5 separate regions of the Homo sapiens genome follow, and regions 2, 3, 4 and 5 are each linked to region 1. A link is an interaction called in ENCODE POLR2A ChIA-PET data of the cell type or tissue named here. Cell type or tissue: CD4-positive, alpha-beta T cell. All regions are shown on one strand.

The links. ChIA-PET counts read pairs that join two places held together with the same protein. Peaks named below come from ENCODE experiments on the same cell type or tissue, not always from the same donor. Only the 100,000 strongest peaks of a DNase experiment are listed, where the experiment ranks them.
Region 2: POLR2A ChIA-PET joins it to region 1 with 10 read pairs; 4 of 35 experiments call an interaction of 5 or more read pairs at or near these places.
Region 3: POLR2A ChIA-PET joins it to region 1 with 10 read pairs; 2 of 35 experiments call an interaction of 5 or more read pairs at or near these places.
Region 4: POLR2A ChIA-PET joins it to region 1 with 28 read pairs; 7 of 35 experiments call an interaction of 5 or more read pairs at or near these places.
Region 5: POLR2A ChIA-PET joins it to region 1 with 27 read pairs; 9 of 35 experiments call an interaction of 5 or more read pairs at or near these places.

What each region holds. Positions count from the first base shown.
Region 1 is chr3:187,025,023-187,030,022 of GRCh38, reverse strand. All of the region lies in intron 2 of ST6GAL1 (ST6 beta-galactoside alpha-2,6-sialyltransferase 1), which reads right to left. Among named protein-coding and RNA genes, the nearest start is that of ST6GAL1, 97 kb to the right of the region's middle. RefSeq lists an enhancer at 3,833-4,162. In CD4-positive, alpha-beta T cell, no CTCF peak of the experiment used is centred here; DNase peaks (open chromatin) are centred at 852, 2,342, 3,922 and 4,602; H3K4me3 peaks cover 5,000 bases; H3K27ac peaks cover 4,208 bases.
Region 2 is chr3:186,825,225-186,830,224 of GRCh38, reverse strand. It overlaps LINC02043 (long intergenic non-protein coding RNA 2043), which reads left to right and starts at 4,704. Exons shown (of 4, transcript NR_125409.1): 1 at 4,704-4,918. It also overlaps the pseudogene MCF2L2P1. RefSeq lists a silencer at 2,632-2,871. In CD4-positive, alpha-beta T cell, no CTCF peak of the experiment used is centred here; DNase peaks (open chromatin) are centred at 2,654 and 4,554; H3K4me3 peaks cover 1,547 bases; H3K27me3 peaks cover 2,567 bases.
Region 3 is chr3:187,162,299-187,167,298 of GRCh38, reverse strand. No RefSeq gene overlaps it. Among named protein-coding and RNA genes, the nearest start is that of RPL39L, 25 kb to the right of the region's middle. In CD4-positive, alpha-beta T cell, CTCF peaks have their summits at 1,832 and 2,037 (motif pointing right); a DNase peak (open chromatin) is centred at 2,038.
Region 4 is chr3:186,907,008-186,912,007 of GRCh38, reverse strand. No RefSeq gene overlaps it. Among named protein-coding and RNA genes, the nearest start is that of ST6GAL1, 21 kb to the left of the region's middle. RefSeq lists enhancers at 1,685-2,379, 2,398-2,447, 2,518-2,617, 2,380-3,075. In CD4-positive, alpha-beta T cell, no CTCF peak of the experiment used is centred here; DNase peaks (open chromatin) are centred at 2,307 and 2,677; H3K4me3 peaks cover 799 bases; H3K27ac peaks cover 1,436 bases.
Region 5 is chr3:186,847,327-186,852,326 of GRCh38, reverse strand. All of the region lies in intron 1 of ADIPOQ (adiponectin, C1Q and collagen domain containing), which reads right to left. ADIPOQ-AS1 (ADIPOQ antisense RNA 1) reads left to right here. Exons shown (of 4, transcript NR_046662.2): 4 at 1-441. Among named protein-coding and RNA genes, the nearest start is that of ADIPOQ, 7.1 kb to the right of the region's middle. RefSeq lists a silencer at 3,603-5,000 and an enhancer at 1-5,000. In CD4-positive, alpha-beta T cell, a CTCF peak has its summit at 2,755 (motif pointing left); a DNase peak (open chromatin) is centred at 2,756.

The DNA.
Region 1 (5,000 bases):
ATCTCTGATCTTGTTATTTCCCAACAATACCTTCCATAATCTTGAGTTCAGGCATCCCATCTCCAATTACCACTCCTGTCTATATGCAGCCTATTCCAACTAGTACCCCAACTCCAACAAGCTTCTGTGGTTAATCCTTCCACCTGTCACTGTTCCTCACTTTCCTCATATTCTTACTTCCCTTCCTACACAGCTTAAATTCCATGGTCAAAATCATTAAAATGAGTCCTTTGCCCTCTTTGATCACACATGATTGGCTAAAACTCAATCCTGGTTAAATCCAACCCTCTGTTCTGCTCCACACCAGCAAACATGCAACTGAGCATGGCTAGAGAAAATTGTACAACAATGCTTACTGATTTCACTTCAAGTTCGCGATCCCTAACTGCCAGGAGGTCCTTAATGCTTTTCAGAAATCACATGCTACTTGTCCAGTCTATTCATCTGGCACTCGCCCACTACTTGACTTCCTCCTTTCAATCTCCCTCTCCTGTGATGAATTTGCTACTTGTTCATGGAGAAAACAAAAGCTGCCAGATTAGAACTTCCTCAAACCCCCTAACAGAGCCCCCTTTATCTGCATTTATGTCCATATGCCTCATTACTATAGATGAACTGGCTATGTCCAACACTTGCAATAACCAACACTTGTCCACTAGATCCTACACATTATTGTTTACTTAAGAAAGTTGTTCTAGAAAACCTCACCCCTTTGTTTAATTGATAAGTATCCCTCTCTCAAAGATTACTCCCATCAACATATAGACACGCTGCTGCTCTTAAAAAGCAAAATCAAAACACCTCTCGTGAGTCAAGCAGCCGTGACCTGACCCTGATCAGTCTTTTAGCATCATTAACAGTGAGACATCTAGATAGTGTGTGCCTTCTGATGTGACGTGACATGAAGCACCTATGAAAAATTCTTTTTTTTTTTAGAGACAAGGTCTTGCTTTGTCACCCAGGCTGGAGTACACAGTGGCACAATCTCTGTTCACCGCAACCTCCACCTCCCAGGTTCAAGCGATTCTCCTGCCTCAGCCTCCCGAGTAGCTGGGATCACAGGCGTGCACCACCACGCCCTGCTAACCACCTATGAAAAATTCTTGCCCAAAATGTTTAATCTGTATATTATCAAGCTGTCATACACAATTCCAGTTTTTAGGAAATACAGAAGAAAGAAGAACAAGTCAAATAGCGCCAAAGGAAAATTATCAGACAAATCCAGAAGGTAGGACTTCCTATGGGACAACTGAACTGGTTTCATCAACAAGTAAATGGGAATAAAAAACAAATGGCTTCGCAGATATAATAATATGTAATACGTACACCTTGTCTGAATCTTGGTTTGATTCACCTTGGGGACAAATGGGGATATTGGAACATAGATTGGTTATTATATGGTATTAAGAAATTATTGTTAATTTTGTTAGGTGTATAAAAGTATTGTGGTTATATAAAGAAAAAGTCCTATGCATGTGAAGTAGTAAGAGATGAAATCTACTTTAAAAATCTACTTTAAAATACTCCAGCCAAAAAATAGATTCAGCAAATATGAAAATAATGCAATGTCATTTTTTGGATGTATTCAAATTAAGCTATGTAACAAGACTGATTTTCAAACTCCTTTCTTCTTAGACAGTGATATAGTTTGGGAGTGGGGAGAGTTTTAAAGAGCTTGAAGAAAAAAGTCACGATAGACAATTGTTTCTGTTTTACTCAAGGAATTAACTAAAAGATATATGACTTTAGAGAAGTCATATATTGAGCCACTTATTGCATGAGTTCTAAATAAACTCCACTTCCCTGCCCTGACCCTAAACCTCTTGACCTCATTTCTCTTCTTTAAAATGCCTTATTTCTCTTTCCTTTACAGTAAAACTCCTTGAAAGACAGTCCATAGTCTTGTTTGCAATAGCTATCTTCCCACTCTCACTTGAACCCACTCCAACCAGGCCTCCCCATCTCCATGAACCTGATCTTGTCAGAGTCACAAGGACCTCCACGATCTCCACATTGCTAACCAAATGGTCAATGTTCAGTCTTCATCTTATTCAGCTCATCAGCAGTCCATAACTTCCTCTTCCTTGATGCATATTCTTCACCTAGCTTCCAAAACCTATACTTCTCCTGGCTTTTCTCTGCCTTACCGGTAATGCCTTACTGGTCTCGTTGCTGGCTCCTTCTCTTCTGCCCCACTTTATGCACAGAAATGCCCTAGACCTGCCCTTTCTCTACCTATACTCACCCTCTACTGCTTGTGAGCATCTTGCGGTCAGCTCTCCACCTACCCAGCCCCCTGCAGTTTGAGCTCAATACCTGTTTGTTGAAGTGCACTGAGTCCGGAAAGTCGGTTCTGTCAGTGAGCTTCTACAGAAAGGAAGCCTTTGAAAATTTTTTTTGAGAAAAGAAGACGGGGCAAGAAGGGGGGCCGGAATAAAACACTGCACTCACTTCACTATTTACCCTCTTATCTGTTATCTGTAGAGAGGAGGCAACACTGAGGAGCACAGTGATTCTCAGACTTAGAGCACACCCAAATTATTAAAATCACTTGTTAAAATGCGGGTTCCTGAATTCTGTCTCAATCATTCTGATTCAAGTAGTCTGGGAGGTTGGGAGAATATTGGGGGGAAGTTGGAAATCTGCATTTAATAAGCACCCCAGGTAATTAATTCTCAGGCAAGTGGTGAGAAACAGGTCGCTGAGAACAGTGCTACTGAAAGTGAGATCTGCAGAGAAGTGCTAGGCTGAGAAAGCTTTTCAAGATGCAAGATGAGAAAAGTACAGAAATGGAGTGTAAGTGACTTTTACAGTAATTTTAAAGAGTAATTTTATGCCTGTTAGATCAATACTTTTTAAAATGGGGCTTGTATTTCAAATGTCCTTTTTCTCATTTCATGATTCTGGAATCCATGCTTTTTTATTTATTTGTTTATTTTATTTTTTATTTTTTATTTATTTATTTATTTTTTTGGAGACAGAGTCTCCCTCTGTCGCCCAGGCTGGAGTGCAGTGGTGAGATCTCGGCTCACTGCAAGCTCTGCCTCCAGGGTTCACTCCATTCTCCCGCCTCAGCCTCCCCAGTAGCTGGGACTACAGGTGCCCGCCACCATGCCTGGCTAATTTTGTTTTTGTGTTTTTAGTAGAGATGGGGTTTCACCGTGTTAGCCAGGATGGTCTCGATCTCCTGACCTCATGATCCACCCGCCTCGGCCTCCCAAAGTGCTGGGATTACAGGCGTGAGCCACCGCACCTGGCCCCATTTTTATTGTATTTTACGTAACTACTGATGTGAGAGGAATTGGGAAAAAAAATTTGGTTCTTCACCACCAATAGTTTGAGAAGCCTTGGCTTTGGAGAAACAGTTCACTCAGGCTCTAGTCTCAAAAAGCTAGATTGAAATCCTGGCTTTTGTACTGTAAGTTATCTTAGGCCAATTAGTCAGTTTCTGTGAACCTTGTGTCTTCATCTGCGAAGGATAACAATACTTAAAAGGTTGCCTCTGCAGGGCTGTGCTGACAATTTAATGATAGATTTTTATCACTTTATTTTAGCTAATAATTAATGAGCTTTTACTATGTGCTAAGTAATTTACAGGCAGTAAAGGTCCTGTAATTTGGTGAAGCTCATTTAATTCCTGCAGCAACAACAGTGCCCAAGGCGAGCACTGTTATCACCATGTGCTTCACAGAGTCCCCAGAGGAGCCTGCCCAGGCTGTCTGGCTCTACCACCCCAGCTCCTACCCACCGAGCTCTATCAAGCGGGAACCAACATGGGTCAAAACATTAATCATTTGTCAAAACATTTCTGACAAGTCACCGTTTTGCTCAAAAGCGCAGCAAAGGTCAGAAGCATGATATGCAACAAGAAACCGACTTGTAGCTGGTGAATCTGAGAAGACAGTGAAAGAAAGGAAGCCATGAGGGGCGCGCAGTGCCTGAGAGGCTGTGACTGTTGGCAAGTGTTTACCTGAGGACAGGCCCACCTGCATGGCTCATGGTGGGGAGGGGGAGATCCTGCCCAGAGCAAAGCCCTGAAGATAAAGGGCTTTCACTCCTGCCAAGGGTCTCTTACCAGAGATTACATCTTTTCCCAGCCAGGCAGCACTGATAATGAAGTCCTCAGAACATTTCCCTGAGTACATTTCCCCAGAGGTTTTCTAAGAGTCTGGAGAACAGAACTTTGTTGGGGGGTGTTGTGTCCCCACCATGAGGTCAGGCTGCGGTCCCTGACCAGAGCCAACCACTCGGAACTGATTAGGAGAGCTCTGAACTCCAGATTGACACAGCCATGGCAAAGGGAAATCATGAGCCATTTGCTACTGTCTTCACCCTTGCACCCCATGCACAGACAGACAGACTTGTATTCATAGAAATATCTGCCTTCCTATTTGACAGGTGCCTGGCAAAAAGTAGGCCTTTCGTGCCCCATGAATTCCCTTTCTGTATAATGCCCACTCCCCACTACACACCCCAGCCCCAGGAGGCATCTCCCACATGCTCACCACACAATTTGCACTCCGCTTGGTAAATCAGCATTAAGCAGAGGAGAGCGCAGGAAGGGCCTATATAGAGAGTGGAAAAAACACTTCACCCCTCCCCAGCAACACAGCTACCCACTCTTTCCTCCACATCCCTACACTACACCACACCCCTATGCTACAGAGAGCCAGACAAAGAAGAAAACGGGCCCGCCATCTCCTCAGAAAGAGGAACTGTCTCACCTCCTAATCTTTACTACACTGCTTCGATTTTTCTTGGAGTAATTTAAAGCAAACGCCAGACTTTGTATCAGTTTCCTGCTACCAGCTCTTCCCAACTGCGGATCCAACAAAAAATTAAGCCTTAATGTCCTAAGACCTCCATTGTATGCAACGCATCAACTAACTCCCATGGCATCGAGAATTACCTACGTACCACCCCTGGCAGAATCGTACCACCCCTGGGAGAATTGAGAACGTAGACCCTCAGATTCTCTACACTGTGAGACACACACACAC
Region 2 (5,000 bases), 200 kb after region 1:
AACAAATGAGGCAGGATGTGTCAAGCACCAGGGTCAGCCCTTAAGCTTAGTGCCTTTCTGAACCCTGCAACCCTGCAGCCCCCATCAACTCGTCCTACCTGCCATGCACAGCTCCTCCGTGCCCCTGTACCTGAGCTCATGCTATTCCCTCCGCCAGGGTGCCCTTCTCATCCTCCACCAGGAGAAGACACTTGCCTGTAAGACCCAGTTCCAGTGTCACCCCTTCCTGACTGTATCAGGAAGAGTCAGTGATGGTGTTCTGTGCTCCCAGAGAATTTGCCACATCGTGTTGTGATTCTGTTTCCACATCTGTCTCCCCCACTGGACTGAATGCTTCACTCATCTTCATACCTCCCTGGTCTCTACCTGGTGCCAGACCCGTCCTCAGGGAAGGAGAGTGCTCAGGAAATAGGTATTGAATAAAGGGAATGTGTACATACATACATACGTACATACATATGTACATACATATGTAAACTTTCTGATGGTCAAATGGAAAAATGTGGGCTGAAGGATAATACAGGTAGAAGAACCTAAGATTACAGATTATTGATTTGGGAGGAACTTTATTTTATTATGCAAACAGTCTACAACTTCAAAACATGAAAGGCACTGTGTTGTTAGGAAGGGCAGTGGGAGAGGGTGGCCCCACAAAACAGCATAAAGTTCTAAAGAATTTGAAAGAGGAACACTCTGCAGGACACTGTTCCAAGGACCCCTCCCTAAGAGTCTGTCCCTTATTGGGAGGAACTTTATTTTATTGTGCAAACAATTAAAAAAACAGTTTACAACTTCAAAGCAAGAAAGGCACTGTGTTGTTAGGAAGGGCAGTGGGAGAGGGTGGCCCCACAAAACAGCGTAAAGTTCTAAAGAATTTGAAAGAGGAACGCTCTGCAGGATACTGTCCCAAGGACCCCTCCCTAAGAGTCTGTCCCTTATTGGGAGGAACTTTATTTTATTGTGCAAACAATTAAAAAAACAGTTTACAACTTCAAAGCAAGAAAGGCACTGTGTTGTTAGGAAAGGGAGTGGGACAGGGTGGCCCCACAAAACAGCGTAAAATTCTAAAGAATTTGAAAGAGGAACGCTCTGCAGGATACTGTTCCAAGGACCCCTCCCTAAGAGTCTGTTCCTTAGGCTCTGCCCGTTTTTGGCCACTTTGTCAAAGGGCTTCTTTGTGAACAAAGTGAGACATGTTATTTTTGTTTTCTTAAATTCTAAAGTGATCCTCTCAAGTCTCCTGGGAGAGACTCCTGTGAGGTGTTCGTGACCCACTCCATTCCAGAAACAAGACCAGGAGACTGAAGATTCTGCCAGATCCCACATGTAGTGAAAAAATGAAATCACCCCTAACCATTCCAAAACTGACTGAATCCTAACGGAGCTCTACGTAACTCCAAAGCAAGTGTGCTGGGATGGTCCTCAGCTTTTACATCCCCCTGCCCCCCACCCCCACCCCCGCCCCTGCTCTGTGGTGCAGGGTCACGATGGGCTCCTTCCTGTGCTCCTGGGTTCCTGTCAGCGTTCTAGCAACAGGTCTCCACTCTGAGAATGACAGGTGGTGTCAGTAGCAGCAGTTGGTTCCAGCTTGTCATTTTCCCAGCACTCCCATAACCAGCCTGATGATGCCCATTCAGAGACACCAGCACGAGCTGGCCATGTCCCCTCCCGAGTTCTGCATCCAGCTCCCAGACCCCAGGCTCTGAGCAGTGTCTCCTCCGCAAAGAACAACCCCAGCCCTGGGGCCATCTTCAGACTTCTGAGTTTTGATCATTCCAACTTCTTTTTGTTCCCTTAGCTCTTGAGGTAGTAGCTGCTTCTTGCAGTTGAAATCTCCATGATATCTCAATATCATCCTTTTTTTTTTTTTTTTTGCCTTTTTAGTTCTCCAATAGTTGTGTGACAATTCCTTATATTAAATTTTCTGTTAAAATAATTGGTGTGGGGTCTATTTCAGTGATTGGACCCTGACTGACAGCAATGTTAAACCTAAGAAATTCTGAAAGTAAATACACCTTAAAACTAAGTAAGTAAAAATTAAAAACAGAAAAGTTAATTTGCAACTTATGAAAAGAAAACATGACAAGTCTGAAGATAACTAAAAAACTAAACAGATGCAAACCTCTGACGAAAATTCTGAAAATCGGCAGGCCGCAGTGGCTCACACCTGTAATCCCAGCACTTTGGGAGGCCGAGGCGGGCGGATTACCTGAGGTCAGGAGTTCGATACCAGCCTGACCAAGATGGTGAAACCCCCATCTATACTAAAAATACAAAAATCAGCCGGGCGTGGTGCCACATGCCTGTAATCCCAGCTTCTCGGGAGGCTGAGGCAGGAGAATTGCAGGAACCTGTGAGGCGGAGGATGCAGTGAGCAGAGATTGCGCCATCGCACTCCAGCCCGGGTAACTGGAAAACTAATTTTTAAACTAACAAATCCAAACGTAAATCTCTCAGCAGTTACCTTGGAACCACCCCCTCTGAATTAACCTGTCAGGTGCTAAGTGGCTTGCACACCCGGTCCACTGCCAGGCTGGGCAGCCGGCGCTGGCGGGTGGGAGCAGCCCCGAGCCAGCTCCGGCTCCTCCTAGGCTCGGCCGAGCCTTAGGAGGCGTGGCCTCCGCGAGCGTCTGCCTCCGCCCGCCGCGCTCGCGCAGGCGCACTAGGGGTCCCCGTCCCGCGAGGTCCTTCGCCGGGCGGCGGGAGCTAGACGAGCACGCAGGGCACCCCTCGGGCTCCCGGGAGGCGGCCCTGGGCGTCCCCTTTCTGCCGCCGCCGCGGCCCCGGCTGCTTTCTGCGTAGCTGGGCAGGGCCCGGGCCCCCACATCGCCTCTCTCGGGAATGCGGGCGCTCTGGAGCCGGGGAGCCGGGGCGACCGCAGGGAGGGCAGCTCTCCGGGGTGGAGGTCCTCGGGCGCCGCGCCCTCGCCTGGAAACCAGCCGTCGCCCCCGCAGGAGTCAGCCGGCGTGGACGCCCCAGCACGCTCCTTCTTGGTGCTGCCGGTCGCCCTGCAATTCCGAGAAGAAAGTCAGAGACGCCGTGGCCCACAGAGGCGCTTAGTTTTCCTCGCTCACACTCACGTTGCTTCCTCATCGCGTTCTTCTTTTTCTCCCTGGGTGCTTTCTCTCCTCTCCAGGAAAGCGGATTTGGAGGAACAGGTTTCGTGACTGTCATCCAACTGGAAAAGGCCCCGCGAGCTGGAAGGGGGGGCGGGGGGGGGGACGGGTGCACCCTCAGAGTTATTGCTGGAGGCTGTGGCCAGGCCGGGCAATGTGGTGACTTCCGCTGGCAGGCTGAGGCCCACCCCAGCCCTCCCACCTGGGCCACGGGGCTCTCAGCGGGAGCCCCAGTTATGACCGGACACCAGCGCACCGCCAAGGAGACAGCCACGTGGGGACATGCCGGGCTAGCAGGGTCAGAGCCACTTTGAGGACTAGTGACCTCGGTTCCCTGGCTTAACCAGGTCCTTATGGGTGAGAATCCTGAAGAGGGGGAGAGGGATGGAGGCGAGGGACAGTAGGCAGGAGGAGCTGATGAATAGGAAGGAGGAAGAAGATGAAATAAACAAGAAAGAAAGAAATTACGTTCAGAGCGCTGCTCACCTTTTCCATGTCTTCTGCACCTTCATAGCCTTCAAAGGTGTCCATGGAGCTAAACTCCCTGCTGGAGCAGCCTTGGGGAAAGAAAGGAAAGGATGGGGCCTCTCTGGGGTGGGAGGACAGCCCCTCTGCCCATGGCAGGGTGTAGCAGGCAGTGCCTGTTGCAGGCGGGGTCCTCCCCATCTCTAACTCCTGCTCTCCCAGGGCCTGCACTCCGCTGGGCTGTGAAGGGAGTCTGATTTTTTCAGGCTCTTTCCAGCGCTGAAATGCCTTAATTCACTGAGAAGAAGCGTCCACATGCTTTTCATGGCCCTACCTCCCTGTTCGTCCAAGAAAACAGTCGTCTTTTTTGCTTGCCTGTCTTCTAACCATGCCTCCGTCCCTTCTTCCTCCCCTGTCTATTTCCCACCCTCCTCCCCTTCTTGCCTCCTTTTCTTTCCCGTAATTAATGTCCATTTCCCATCTCCCTGGCAGCCTCTGCCAAGTGTCACTGCTCCCCATAAGGGAAAATAAGAGGAACAAGCAAGTGCATCCATCCCTGCCTCTCTCCGCAGTGAACTGATAAACCCATCAGTCTTGCCCGTGGTGCACCTGTTACATCCCCGGGAGGTGTTGGACACTGTGGGGAACAGCAGCCACCGCCAAATACTCAGCAACTGCCCTGTGCCTGGTGGGATGGTAGGCGTTTGTCAAAGTTTAAGCCTCACAACCCTGTAAGGGTCTCAGCCCCCTTTACAGTTGGGGAAACAGACAGCAATGGTCACTTGGCCAAGTCCTCTTGGCCTGTGGCAGGGCAGCTGGCTTCTCCAGCCCTGCTGCTCTTTACCCTCGCTCTGAGTGAGATGCGGTTTCTGCGCCACACGGCTCACAAGCCAGGGTAGGGAGCCGAGCATCTGCATAAAGCTCCCAGCACAGGGCAGCCCCAGACTGAGGCTCGGCTGAGTAATCCACGCGGCGGGAGCCGTGCTAGGAAAGTGTCTGCTCAGGCGAGAATTCAGGGAGGTTTGGGCAGGCCTTGAGGGGCGGACAGGACTGGAGAGGGAGGGCCTTCTGGGCAGAGGCATGGCGGGAGGGCTGTAGGCGGCAGTGGAGGGAGCTGCAGTTATCTGGGTGAGCAGGCAGCGGACAAGTGACGTCTCCCGGCCTGCTGCCCCAGGCCCCCCACAAGCCGCGTTCTGGGGCCGTGGCCTCCCCAGAGCAGATCAGTGGGGGCTGTGTGAGCAACACTGGGGGCAGCTGGGCAGCGCCTCCCTGGAGGCCCCTCTGAAATCCCGCCGGATGCTGGCAGGCTCCAAGGGGGCTGGACACCATCTTCTCAGGTTGAAGCAAGTCCTGGTTGAGTTCCTAGTCCAGGAGGTGGGATGGGTGAGGGGTGGAGGGCAGAGGAGAAACTGCGTCAGG
Region 3 (5,000 bases), 140 kb before region 1:
TCTGGGAGTCTGGCACACTCACCCACAGGCCTCCCACTGTTGCTTGAATGCTTACAGTAATGGAACCTCATTCCACAAGGCAGCCTACCTTACCATTAGCCGCTCTGATGGAAATTACTCTCTTGCTTTGGGTTGTGATATGGTTTGCTTGTGTCCCCACCCAAATCTCACCTCGAATTGTAATAATCCCCATGTGTCAAGGGTGAGGCAAGGTGGAGATAATTGAATCGTGGAGGTGGTTTCCCGCATATTATTCTCAAGTAAATGAATAAGTCTCATGAGGTCTGATGGTTTTATAAATGGGAGTTTCCCTGCACGTGCTTTCTTGCCTGCTGCCATGTAAGATGTGCCATTGCTTCTCGTTTGCTTTCCGCCATGATTGTGAGGCCTCCCTAGCCATGTGGAACAGTGAGTCTATTAAACCTCTTTCCTTTAGAAATTACCCAGTCTTGGGTATGTCTTTATTAGCAGTGTGAGAACAGACTAATACAGGTTGTAAATATTATCCCGCCTTTTTAATTCTTCTCTGTATCGGGAGGCTGAGAAAACAATGCTAATCCTTCTGTGAAAAAAAAAAATAGTCCTTCAGATATCTGAAGATGGTAATTCTGTACCTTCTAGTCATCCTACTTCCACATCCTACTCCACCCCATTCTCCAGTTCCTTCACTTCTTTTTGTCTATGTGAGGAGCTTTAAGACAAGACTCCTTATCCCAAAATATTTATTTAAGAATAGGTGAGGGCACATGTCCCCTCCCCAGCTTTTCCTTCACCTGCTGTCCAGCCATTGTGTCAGTGTCCTCACCTCTCCTAAGCAGGTCATCTACCCTGGGGGAGTGCCTACATGCCATCTCATCAGCTACCAGAGCTCAATTTTCAACCAGGAGTTTCATCCTTCTTTAAAAAGGTCAACTGAATCCCATACAAATTTTATGTGGTAACAAGAGAAGGAAAAGAGAGCCCTGGCCCAGTAGGGCTTCTCATCAACTTCATGACCCACACTAACTCCAGTGATCACTAACCTAAGACACAAAGGTCTAAGCAATAAAGAACTCTGTCTTGGGGCAGTCTATATTCTAGGGTGATGGGAATATTTCTGTCTGCAATAATTTTCTATTTTACCATCCTATTTCCCTTTTTGTCACCTAGATTCATTTTTCTGCCCAGCAGTCAGAATGACAGCTTTGAAATATAATTTAAATCATACTGCTCCCCTGCTCAATTCTCCAATGGATTCACATCACTTTCAGAGTAATATCCAATTTTCTCATCATACATACAAGGTCTACCTATCTTTCCATCTCATCTCTTGCCACTTCAGCCTCCCTCACTCTGCTGTTACCATACTGACTTTCTTGCTGTTCTTCAAACATACCAGACTCTTTCCACCTCAACACTTTTGCCCTTGCAGTTTCTTTTACCTACACTCTTCCCTGGACCTTCCCATGTCTTGCTGTTACTTCATTCACAGTTCTGCATGTCACCCTCTGAGTGGTTTCCATAAATCACCCTATTACCCTCTATTTATTTACCATTAGTTCATTTTCATGTTAGTACTTATCACTAACTAGCATTATATTGCAGTAGTTGTTTGCCTATTTGCTTATTGTATTTCTTCAGTTTTGTTTTCTAATGCCAAGAACGGTGTCTGGCACTCAGTAACATCAGGTAAATAAAAGAATGAAACATCCATTAAAATGAATTTTCCTAGCCTGCTTTCTGAGTAGCGCTTGGTATCTGAGTTAGTGATATTATAAAATACATCTTTTTTGGTACCTGAGTACCTGCTAACTGTATCTTGGTAAATCTGTTCCATGCCAAATTTCTTTCTGTTCTGATGATTCAAACCTTAGCAGTCAGACAGAGCTGAACTTGGTCCTGGTAATAAAAGCCTTTCCCTTAGGAGAGCTCTTTGCAACTGAGAGATGTGGTCTCCTAACCCCCGAGGTGTAATTTGAGCAATCAGGCCAGGTGAAACCCGAGCTGGTAAGGAATAAGAAAGGATACAAATGATGATGTTGTTATGGCTGTTCTAAGACACAAGGGGGCAGCAAATCCAGCTCTTTATTTATTTAACGTGGTAAGAATTTTTTTTTTTTTTTCTCAACTTTTATTTTAGATTCATGGGAGATATGTGCAGGTTTGTTACCTGGGTATACTGTTTGATGCTGAGGTTTGGAGTACAAATGATCCCATCATTCAGGTACTGAGCATAGTACCCAATAATTATTCAACCCTTGCCGCTGTCCCTCCCTCCCCGCTCTAGTAGTCCCCACTGGCTATTGTTTCAGCTCTTATTTTTAAAGGTAAAACAGGAATTTTGACAACTATCATTAGTTATCAAAACTGATGGAGATGTTCAACAGATTAGATAAATCTATGGAGATTCAATCGATTAGATAAATCTCAGTATGTCCACACAATGAGTTTCTTCTGGAGGAATGCAGTAATAATTTTAGCTAAAATTTAAACCTTGGCCTAAGTTATAAAAGGACTGATAGGTCAAGGAGTGAGGGCTTAACTGTTACCAGGGAGACAGCCCGTGTGTCCTGTAGGGCCACTGGGAACTTCGTGAGGAGGTGAGCCGCAGGAGAACACGCTTTCTGAGCAGGAAGTGGGGCTTCTGTGGAAATCAGGATTGTCAGACGCTTAATCCTAATTGCCACCCCCTTGGGCCTACACACTGGGGCAGGGAACTTACCAAGTTGTCCATGTCAAAACGTACTTTGGAGCCCTCACTCTTAGCTCTTTTTCCACCCAAACTTTATAAAAACACCAAAAAGTTCAAAAATATTGAGTAATCATCTGTAATACCCCGAACAACAAGGAATAGTGTCATGAATGGACCAGAAACTTAAAAACATTTTTTTCAGGAAACGATCCAGATGGGAAAAGATTGCACAAAGTCTTGACCGACTAGTCACATGTGAAAAGAGGGCCTGAAAGAAAAGTAAATGAATAAACCCCTTCCCAGAACCTGAGAAAACCATCAGAATAGAGCAGAAAGGCTCAGGGTGAGGGCAGGGGTGGGCAGCTGAGGGGATCTGACTGAAGGAAGATGGGATAGAAAGTTGTCCCATTCCAGCAGGTATAGCTAAAAATAAAAATAAAAAAAATAGAAAGTCATGGAAAGCAACAATGTAATCATTGTAAACATAGTTATGAAACAATGTTAGGTTACTATATAATTATTGAGTGATAAAGTATGCTGCAAAAAAATCAATAATCTATATAACTTAATGCTAGACAAGCTTTATTGAGCAACTGCTATGTACGAGCACCATGCTAAGTGCTTGATATGCATTATCTCATTTAATCTTAATATAATTACCTACATGGTAAATTCCATGGTTATAGCCACTTAAAGGATAAAGAAACAAACTCAAAGAGAACTTGACCAAACCCACACAGCACGAAAATGCTACGTAGGCTGGTCTGACTCTGAAGCCCACGCTTTTAATGACTATAGGCAAGCCACACCTTGGCATCTTACTCTGACATCACCATATTCTCGCTGCAGCCCATTGCGACTAAACAAGCCACAACCTCGCCCAGGACTCCTACCTTCCAAGCACCTACAGATTTCTACCTTCAAGTTATGAGCCCAGAAATTCCCTTGGTACTTCATCCCTACTTCATACTACACACCTATTAATTTCATTCTTTCTTTCTTTTTTTAAGAGGGGGTCTCACTCTGTTGCCCAGGTTAGAGTGCAGCGGCATGATCATGGCTGACTGCAGCATCAACCTCCTGGATTCAGGCAACCCTCCCACCTCAGCCTCCCAAGAAGCTGGGACCACAGGTGTGCACCACCATGCCTGCTAATATTTTTTATTATTTTTATAGTGACAAAATACAAAATATTCCCTATGTGGCCCAGGCTGGTCTTGAATTTCTGGGCTCAAGTGGTCCTTCCATTTTAGCCTCTCCAAATGCTGGGATTACAGGCATGAGCCACTGTGCCCGGCCTATTAATTTCATGGATCAGAATTTTCCTACCCAGCAAAGCCTAGGATCTACTGACCAGCTTTAACAAAACCTCCAAGAGACCTCCACTGCTTCTCTCCCCATCTCTAACTGTTAAAGCAAATCCAACTTTCAGGGGCTAGCTCAAAAGCCATCTTTTCCCGGAAGCTTTCCTGATTCTCCCAGAAACAATTTTTCTCTCTCAACTCTGACTCCAGGAGTCACTTGTGGCTTTCCCTTATAGCCTTCATTCATCTAGATAGAGGTGCAGCATCACACAATCCTAGCAGCATGCACAGAGCCTATCAGAGAAAGCACTGGCTATAGGTTCGGGCTCAGCCATAGGTAGATTACTCATATGGTCCCAGAATTTGCCACTGTGCCCATCCTGATGGGCTCACATTAGCAATCATAATTTTTCTGGCTTAATGGATACCTAACCCAAGAAGCAGCTATATCAGGAAGACCACCTCAGCTGAGACATGGGCAATGTGGGATACACAGCACAGGACCTACCCACAACAGGGCCTCCTCTCAGCCTCAGCTAAATATGCATTCGGAATGGAGAATACTCACTGACCACATACATAGTCACTCCCTAGAAGGAGGTATAAGCAAGAGTATTCAGGAATCATTGCAAAGAGAATGCAAGCAGACTCGAATCTTCTTGTTGCCTACATAAGGCCAAGCTAAACGGTTCTTTGAGGCTGCCTGATCAATATTAGAGCTGGGTAACTCAAAGTTCAGAGGCCTGAGAGAGCACGACCATGGCAGCTGCTCCCTCATAAAATTCACCATTACCAGGATTTTTCAAGGGGGTGCCTTTGCACATGTGAGGGAGGAGAGAGGAGGAGTTAAGGGAAAAACAGTTTGCTCCACATGGACTCTGACTTCATGCAGCAAGGAGGCCCCACTCTGGATGCTCCTCAAGATGATCCCTCTCCCTGGGGGTGGGGTCCTGACTTCTTTGGCCTCTCTCAGCATTGTGAGTATGACGGCCAAGGTCATCCCCCTGCAAGCCTGGACCTATTAA
Region 4 (5,000 bases), 120 kb after region 1:
TGAACCCGGAAGGCAGAGCTTGCACTGAGCCGAGATCGCACCACTGCACTCCAGCCTGGGCAACAGAGCGAGACTAAATTAGACGGCTAATTTTTTGTATTTTTAGTAGAGACGGGGTTTCACCGTGTTAGCCAGGATGGTCTCGATCTCCTGACTTCGTGATACACCCACCTCAGCCTCCCAAAGTGCTGGGATTACAGGCATGAGCCACCACGCTCAGCCTAGTTTCTATTTCTTTAAATTAACTGTGTGAAGCCAATCAAACTGCCTGTGTAGGTTAATATATAGCCTGCTGGACCCAGGGTGGGGCCCTGCTTAAAGGGTTTAAAAGAGTAGCCAATATCCCAATATCTCTCATGGTAAAGAAACATTACCTGAATCTCAGCAATCCTTTTTTCACTTTTTTTTTTCTTTTTTTGAGACGGAGTCTTGCTCTGTCGCCCAGGCTGGAGTGTAGTGGTGCATTCTCGGCTCACTGCCACCTCCACCTCCCAGGCTCAAGTATTTCTGCTGCCACAACCTCCCGAGTAGCTGGAATTATGGGAGCATGCCACCACGCCTGGCTAATTTTTGTAATTTAGTAGAGTTGGAGTTTTGCCATGTTGGCCAGGCTGGTTTCGAACTCCTGATCCACCTGTCTCGGCCTCCCAAACTGCTGGGATTACAGGTGTGTGTGCCACTGCGTCAGGACCTCTTTTTTCACTTTTAAACAACAGAATATAGAATATAATCCTAGGTTATTAGTTTTGAATTTATTTATGTATCATTCTAACATACAAATCCACTTGGAAATATCTATAAGCATGCTCACAAATTTTAATTTTATTTCTAAATGGTGGGATATGGAGGTAATTTATTGTTTTCTTCTTTCTACTTTTCTGGATATCATGTTATCACTTTGGTTAAAAAACAAAAAAAGCCCAACAACCATTTTTTTGAGCAAGAGAAATGGGAAACTTGTTTAAATTCGCATAGATTGAAGCTGGGATGGGAACTCGTATCTTCCAAACTTTAAAAACTACGAACCTGGCCGGGCATGGTGGCTCATACGTGTAATCCCAACACTTTGAGAGGCCGAGACAGGTGGATCACTTGAGGTCAGGAATTCAAGACCAGCCAGGCCAACATGGTGAAACCCTGTCTCTACTAAAAATACAAAAATTAGCTGGGCATGGTGGCACATGCTGTAATCCTAGCTACTTGGGAAGCTGAGTCAGGAGAATCGCTTGAGCCCAGGAGGTGGAGGTTGCAGTGAGTCGAGATCACACCACTGCACTCTAGCCTGGTTACAGAATGAGACTCACTCTCAAAAAACAAATAAATAGGCTGGATGCGGTGGCTTACACTGGTAATCCCAGCACTTTGGGAGGTCAGGGCGGGAGGATCACCTGAGGTCAGGAATTCGAGACCAGCCTGACCAACATGGAGAAACCCCATCTCTACTAAAAATACAAAATTAGCTGAGCGTGGTAGCACATGCCTGTAATCCCAGCTATTCAGGAGGCTGAGGCAGGAGAATTGCTTGAACCCGGGAGGCGAAGTTTGCAGTGAGCTGAGATCGCACCATCGCACTCCAGCCTGGGAGACAAGAGTGAAACTCCATCTCAAAAATAAATAAATAAATAAATAAATAGAAAGAAAAAGAAAAACTATGAACCTTACTGCTCTCTTACCTCCCATACCCTGAGGTTAAGGAACTTGAAGACTTAATATGATTAATAAATTAATATGCCAGAAATTACGATGCATTTAAAGTGCTTGACACAGTGTCCAGCAAGTAGTGCATAGATGTTCGCTGTTATAATAATGGTAATTATCTTTATTTAATACTATAATATGATATTAAAAATGTTATGATAGGCCAGGCGCAATGGCTCATGCCTGTAATCCCAGCACTTCGGGAGGCCGAGGCGGGTGGATCACCTGAGGTCAGGAGTTCAAGACCAGCCTGGCCAACATGGGGAAACCTCGCCTCTACTGAAAATGAAAAAAAAATTGGTGCTGGCAAGATGGCCGAATAGGAAAAGCTCCGGTCTGCAGCTCCCAGTGAGATCATGCAGAAGGCAGGAGATTTCTTCATTTCCAACTGAGGTACCCAGTTCATCTCACAGGGACTGGTTGGATAGTGGGTGCAGCCCACGAAGAGCGAGCCAAAGCAGGGTGGGGTGTAGCCTCACCCAGGAAGCACAGGAAGCACAAGCGGTCGGGGGATTTGCCTCCCCTAGCCAAGGGAAGCCGTGAGGGACTGTGCCGTGGCCAACAGAGCACTCTGGCCCAGATACTGTGCTTTTCACATGGTCTTTGCAACCTGCAGACCAGGAGATTCCCTCCAGTTGCCCATGCCACCAGGGCCCTGGATTTCAAGCACAAAACCGGGTGGCCGTTTGGGCAGACATTGAGCTAGCTACAGGAGTTGTTTTTTCATACCCCAGAGGCACCTGGAATGCCAGCGAGACAGAACCGTTCACTCCCCTGGAAAGGGGGCTGAAGCCTGGGAACCAAGTGTTCTAGCTCAGAGGGTCCCACCCCCACGGAGCCCAGCAAGCTAAGATCCACTGGCTTGAGATTCTCGCTGCCAGCGCAGCAGTCTGAAGTTGACCTGGGACATTCAAGCTTCGTCGGGGGAGGAGCATCCGCCATTGCTGAGGCTTGGGTAGGTGGTTTTACCCTCACAGTGTAAACAAAACCGCCAGGAAGTTCAAACTGGGTGGAGCCCACCGCAGCTCAGCAGGGCCACTGTAGCCAGACTGCCTCTCTAGATTCCTCCTCTCTGGGCAGCACATCTCTGAAAAAAAGGCAGCAGCCCCAGTCAGGGACTTACAGATAAAACCCCCATCTCCCTGGGACAGAGCACCTGAGGGAAAGGGCAGCTGTGGGTGCAGCTTCAGCAGACTCAAACGTCCCTGCCTGATGGCTCTGAAGAGAGCAGTGGACCTCCCAGCACAGCGTTCGAGCTCTGATAAGGGTCATACTGCCTCCTCAAGTGGGTCCCTGACCCCTGTGTATCCTGACTGGAAGACACCTCCCAGTAGGGGCCGACAGACACCTCATACAGGAGAGCTCTGGCTGGCATCTGGCAGGTGTCCCTCTGGGACAAAGCTTCCAGAGGAAGAAACAGGCAGCAATCTGCTGTTCTGCAGCCTCTGCTGGTGATATCCAGGCAAACAGGGTCTGGTGTGGACCTCCAGCAAACTCCAGCAGACCTGCAGCAGAGGGGCCTGACTGTTAGGAGGAAAACTAACAAACAGAAAAGAATAGCATCAACATCAACAAAGAGGATGTCCACACAAAAACCCCATCCGAAGGTCACCAACATCCAAGACCAAAGGTAGATAAATCCATGAAGATGGGGATAAACCAGCACAAAAAGGCTGAAAATTCCAAAAACCAGAATGCCTATTCTCCTCCAAAGGATCACAACTCTTTGCCAGCAAGGGAACAAATCTGGACGGAGAATGGGTTTGACGAATTGACAGAAGTAGGCTTTAGAAGATGGGTAATAACAAATTCCTCCGAGTTAAAGGAGCATGTTCTAATCCAATGCAAGGAAGCTAAGAACCTTGAAAAAAGGTTAGATGAATTGCTAACTAGAATAACTAGTTTATAGAAGAACATAAATGACCTGATGGAGCTAAAAAACACAGCACCAGAACTTCGTGAAGCATACACAAGTATCAATAGCCTAATCAATCAAGCAGAAGAAAGGATATCACAGATTGAAGATGAACTTAATGAAATAAAGTGAGAAGACAAGATTTGTTATAATTATCATTATTTAATACTATAGTATTTTCAAAGAATGAAAAGAAACAAACAAAGCCTCCAAGAAATATGGGACTATGTGAAAAGACCAAATCTACGTTTCATTGGTGTACCTGAAAGTGATGGGGAGAATGGAACCAAGTTGGAACACACTCTTCAGGATATTATGCAGGAGAACTTCCCCAACCTAGCAAGGCAGGCCAACATTCAAATTCAGGTAATACAGAGAACACCATAAAGATACTCCTCCAGAAGAGCAACCCCAAGACACACAATCGTCAAATTCACCAAGGTTGACATGAAGGAAAAAATGTTAAGGCAGCCAGAGAGAAAGGTCGGCTTACCCACAAAGGGAAAACCATCAGACTAACAGCGGATCTCTCAGCAGAAACCCTACAAGCCAGAAGAGAATGGGGGCCAATATTCAACATTCTTGAAGAATTTTCAACCAAGAATTTCATATCCAGCCAAACTGAGCTTCATAAGTGAAGAAGTAAAATCCTTTTCAGACAAGCAAATGCTGAGAGATTTTGTCACCACCAGGCCTGCCTTACAAGAGCTCCTGAAGGAAGCACTAAATGTGGAAAGGAACAACCGGTACCAGCCACTGCAAAAACATACCAAATTGTAAAGACCATCGACACTATGAAGAAACTGCACCAACTAACAGGCAAAATAACCAGCTAGCACCATAATGACAGAATTAAATTTACACATAACAATATTAACCTTAAATGTAAACGGGCTAAATGCCCCGATTAAAAGACACAGACTGGCAAATTGGATAAAGAGTCAAGATCCATCAATGGTGCTGTATTCAGGAGACCCATCTCATGTGCAGAGACACACATAGGCTCAAAAGAAAGGGATGGAAGAATATTTACCAAGCAAATGGAAAGCAAAAAAAAGCAGGGGTTGAAGTCCTAGTCTCTGATAAAACAGACTTTAAACCAACAAAGATCAAAAGAGACAATGAAGGGTATTACACAATCGTAAAGAAATCAATGCAACAAGAAGGGCTAACTACGCTAAATATATATGCACCCAATACGGGAGCACCCAGATTCATAAAGCAAGTTCTTAGAGACCTACAAAGAAACTTAGACTCCCACACAATAATAATGGGAGACTTTAACACTCCACTGTCAATATTAGACAGATCAATGAGACAAAATTAACAAGGATATTCAGGACTTGAACTCAGCTCTGGAACAATAGACCTAATAGATATCTACAGA
Region 5 (5,000 bases), 180 kb after region 1:
TTCAGGACCCAGTTTGGATGTCATCTGTTTCAAGAAGTCCTCCTTGTTCTCCATCTCACTCCTTGGCTGGTTCTTTCCCCTCTGTGTTTCTCCAGTGCCCTGGTAATATGGTTTGGGTCTGTGTCCCCACCCAAATAGCACGTCGACATGTGTTGGAGAAGGGGCCTGGTAGGAGGTGACTGAATCATGGAGGCAGACTTATCCCTTGCTGTTCTCATGATAGTAGGTGAATTCTCACAAGATCTGGTTGAAAGTGTGTAGCACTTCCCCTATATTCTCTCTCTCTCTCTTTCTCTCTCTCTCTCCTGCTGCTGTGTGATGTGCTTGCTTCCCCTTCGCTCTTTCTTCCACCATGATTGTAAGTTTTCTGAGGCCTCCCCAGCCATGCTTCCTGTACAGCCTGTGGAACTGTGAGTCAATTAAACCTCTTTTCTTTATAAATTACCCAGTCTCAAGTAGTTTTTTACAGCAGTGTGAGAATGGATTTATACACCTGGCTTAGCTCTATCATTGCACTCTGCTGTAATTTCTGTTTTGCTCACCCATTTCTCCATTAAACAGCAAGTACCAGGGGACAAAGACTAACACACTAATAGCAGAGTAGGGACTAAATAAGCACTTTTATAATGAGGAAAAGAAATCATGAGAGAGCCAGAGAAAGGAAGGGAAGGAGGAAGGAAAAGAAGAAAGGAAGATAAAAAGGAAGAGTGGAAGAGGGAAGGAAGGAGGGAGGGGGAATGTATTTGAAATATGTATTCTGGAGCCCTAGCAAAGAGCTCAAGTGGCACAGGTAGTCAAAAGCCTCCCTGTCTCAAAATCATTCTTTGATATCCCCCTCCCAGAAAAGGGCCCAATACAGGTATAGGGACTTTTATCCCCTCTCAGATTCTGCCTCCGATCTTAGGGGGATCTTAGGCCTCCACCTCAGATTGCTGAGGTCTTAGTCTTCCCACTCTCACCAAGGAGTTGGGAGAAAGCATCTCACAGAGAGAAATAGGTCCTAGGATCCTGGATTAGAGGCATCACTAAGACCCTCTGTGGGTTAATGTGGTTAATCCCAAGAATCTGATTCTAAACAAAGTGTAGTCCATGTACTTTATTTTACCTTAAAAATTCACTATTTTTCATCAGTTTGCTTGTCTCTTCTAGATTATATGAAGTCTCCAGAATTAGGTTTGTCTTCAGGACAACTGAAGGTTTGTTGAAGACAAACCTACTCCTCTGTGAGGGATGGAAGAAAGACCGTGATTGGCAATCTCACCCCAAAAACATGGGCCTGGTATCTGGAATCCCACTCCTATGCCCCATTACCTGGGGTTCTATACTACCCTCTTCACGTGGCACATCCAACTCATCTTTCATCTTTATCATATATATGAGATAAATTTTGTATATACATATAAACTATATGTATATATTACATATATAGTTCATTAAAAATAATAGTTATATAGTTCTTTGGACATGACAGAAAAGAAAACAATACTCAACTCCAAGAATGTCTCTGTTTATTTTTAAACATAGTGGAATCATACTTTATGTAAAACTTTATTCCTTTATTTTGTCTTTGGCATTTTCTAGTTTTTATAATGACTATTTTTAACGTCTCAGAGTGAGTGCTAGTCTAGTAAGTGGATATAATCAATATATATTTGACCATTTATATTTCATCAAACTTTTAGCATATTTTCATTTTAAAATATTATTTTATATTCTGTAAGAAATTATACTTTGATTTTTAAATAATATTTTAAATATCCTTAGGCATGTAGCTTTCCCCAAGATTATTATTCTGTTATGACAGATTCCCAGAAGTAAATTACTGGACCAAAAGGTATGCACATTTTTAAGTCTCCTGATACATATCCCCACATGGCAGCATATGTTATACTGCCAACCAGTAGTACATCATTAGTGTGTGTATAAAAGGGCATACCTTAACTACCCTCATCAGCTTTGGGTATTATAAAAAACATTTGTGTGTTGTCAGTTTAGTGAGCAAAGGAAATAATGGTACCTCACTGCTCTAGTTTGCTTTTTTTTTTTTTTTTTTTTGAGAGAGAGGATTTCACACTGTCACCCAGGCTGTAGTGCAGTGGCACAATCTCGGCTCACTACAGCCTCCACCTCCCAGGTTCAAGCGATTCTCATGCCTTAGCCTCCCAAGTAGCTGAGATTACAGGCATGCACCACCACACGCAGCTAATTTTTGCATTTTTTAGTAGAGACGGGGTTTCACCATGTTGGCCAGGCTAGTCTCAAACTCCTGACCTCAGGTGATCCGCCCGCCTTGGGCTCCCAAAGTCCTGGGATTAAAAGCATGAGCCACCACGCCCAGTCCTTGCCTCTAAGTGTTAAACAGTTCTTATTCATGCTAAGATTTAGTAAGTATTCAATTTTCTTCTGTTTTTTTCTATTGTTTGATATAGTTAAAATTTCACTTTTTAATGTAGCTCTGATTTTTTGTTTTGATGTAAGCTGTGACCTAAGGTACTCAAATGATTTCTCCCCACTTGAAGACTAGCTGTTACAACACCTTTAATTGCATTAATTTTTTCTCTCACTATAGATCTGATGCATCATTTATCAAATATCAGGTTCTAATATGATCTTATAAGTAAAGTAACCATTGATAATGAAATGGCAGACAGAGAGAAGAGAGACAGAAACAGCAACAGAAACAGGTGCAATCAGACTCAGGTGCTGCCCCTTTAGGTGTCATGAGTCTTTATTTAAGACCCACTACCATCATTTATATGTACATTTGTCGCCCTCTACTGAATTTGAAGAATTCAGGAGAGTGTTCTCAATAGCTTCTGGAAATAAAATGAGAAACAGCTTAGGTTTGACTAGTCTCAAGATAAGAAAAAAGAGGTGAGCTACATGAGAAGCCAAGGGGAGACCAGCAAAGCCCCTTTTGCATTTTAGGAGAATTCTTGTTCTGAGACTTTACAGATTTCATGCATCTTTAAACTTCCTCACTGCTTGTCACCTCCACCCTTTCTTATTATGGCTTTGGCAATAAAACTCCTGAGAAGAACTTTGAGCTCCATGCATGTTTTTCTCCAGAAATGGGAAGAATCTGTGAGGCTCCATCCTTTTCTGCTGGGAAACAGGAGGAGAGAATCCAGAATATGTGAAAGCCCCAGAGATAAAGGGTGACGGGGGGCTTACCCCAAACCTTGGAGAGAGGGCAAACTCAGGGGTCTCTGGAGTTTTCTGGCTCCTCCCCCTTTGTCAAAAATAAAGATCTCTTTCTCCTACCCTAAGGGAACACTGTTTGTCCCCAAACTTCAGTATTATGGACAGATTTCTCCACTAATAGGTGCGATCAGCCTGGGTTCCATGACAGTGGCACGGGGTAGAGGTGCCAAAAATACAAGAGTGTGATTAGCACAGGAGCCTCAGAAGTTTCCAAGACCAAGAACGGACTCTGATTGTAAAAGAAAGTTGCATTCCAACTTAATTCTGGGTGGGAAACCAGCAATTAATAACAATTGAAGGTCAGTGCAAACGTGCCTAATTTTCAAAAAAATTTTCAAAATTATTTGTGTTCTTTTTTATTTTACTTATTTATTTATCTGGAGATGGAGTCTTGCTCTGTCGCTAGCATCTTGCGCTCTCCAAGTCTCAGGAGACACATTAGAGTCAAAAGCAGGGCTTTGGGAAGATTAGGTAAAATAAGTTTTGAAAATGCCACATGAAAATGATACTCCAAGGAACCCTCACCCATGTCAGCGTTCTCATGTTCCTCATCTCACATAATCCCGTTTAGCGGATTAGGAAGCTGAGTCTGAGAAGCTCCGTGTCATGCTTTCGGAGGCACCGTGATGCGATGGAAAGCTCACCGATTTGGAAGTCAGAACAGAGTCTCTCAGGGATCGTTTCCTTAATCTCTCAGTTTCCTCATCTCTAAAGTGGGGGTCATATATATAAAACGACAAACATATAAAAATACCTATTTTTTTAGATATTGCCATTGTTACACTTTGCTTGTTACCCTTCCTTCCTTCCTTCCTTCTTTCCTTCCTTCCTTCTTTCCTTCCTTCCTTCTTTCCTTCCTTCCTTCCTTCCTTCTTTCCTTCCTTCCTTCCTTCTTTCCTTCCTTCCTTCCTTCCTTCCTTCTTTTCTCTCTCTCTTTTTTTTTTGTTTCTGAAGTGGAGTCTCGCTTTGTGGCCCAGGCTGGAGTGCAATGGCACCATCTTGGCTCACTGCAACCTCCGCCTCCTGGGTTCAACTGATGCTCCTGCCTCACCCTCCCAAGTAGCTGGGATCACAGGAATCCACGACCACACCTGGCTAATTTTTTGTATTTTTAGTAGAGATGGGATTTCACCATGTTGGCCGGGCTGGTCTCAAACTCCTGACCTCAAGTGATCCGCCCGCCTCGGCCTCCCAAAGTGCTGGGATTACAGGCATGAGCCACTGCGCCCGGCCTGTTACACTGTATTTCTATCAGAAAAAAATTATTACTAAGTAATAGTGAGTACTATGATCTAAAACTCAATTATGCCTAAAAAGAAAACTTTTACAAGGATCAACAAGCTAAATCTCAAGTGTCACAATTCTTTGCCTTTGTAAAATGCTATTTGTTGTGTCCCTGTGGGCTTAGCATGGCACTAAAAGTTCCTAAGTCTCAACTCTGGTTATGTGTCATTTAGTGACTCAGGAATCTGCTTAATTGTTTTTGGTCACAAAGCTTTTGGCAACGAAGGAGTGATGAAGCTAAGCGCACCCTTGAAGTGTCATAAAAAAAAATGAGGTAGTATGATCAGCTGTACAGTTAGAGCAATAAAAAGTCCAGGCAGACCTTCTGATTCACCATAATCAATTTAAGATTTCTTAATGTTTCTTTCCTGGCAGCATACAAAAAGGCAAAATTAATAAATAACATAGTTGTTGTATAACAAATTTTGTTACTTTTTATAAAACAAAGGGATCTATTTTATCTGTATTAAAATTAAAAATTTTGTGGACTTTAAAAAATTTTTAAAATGCTA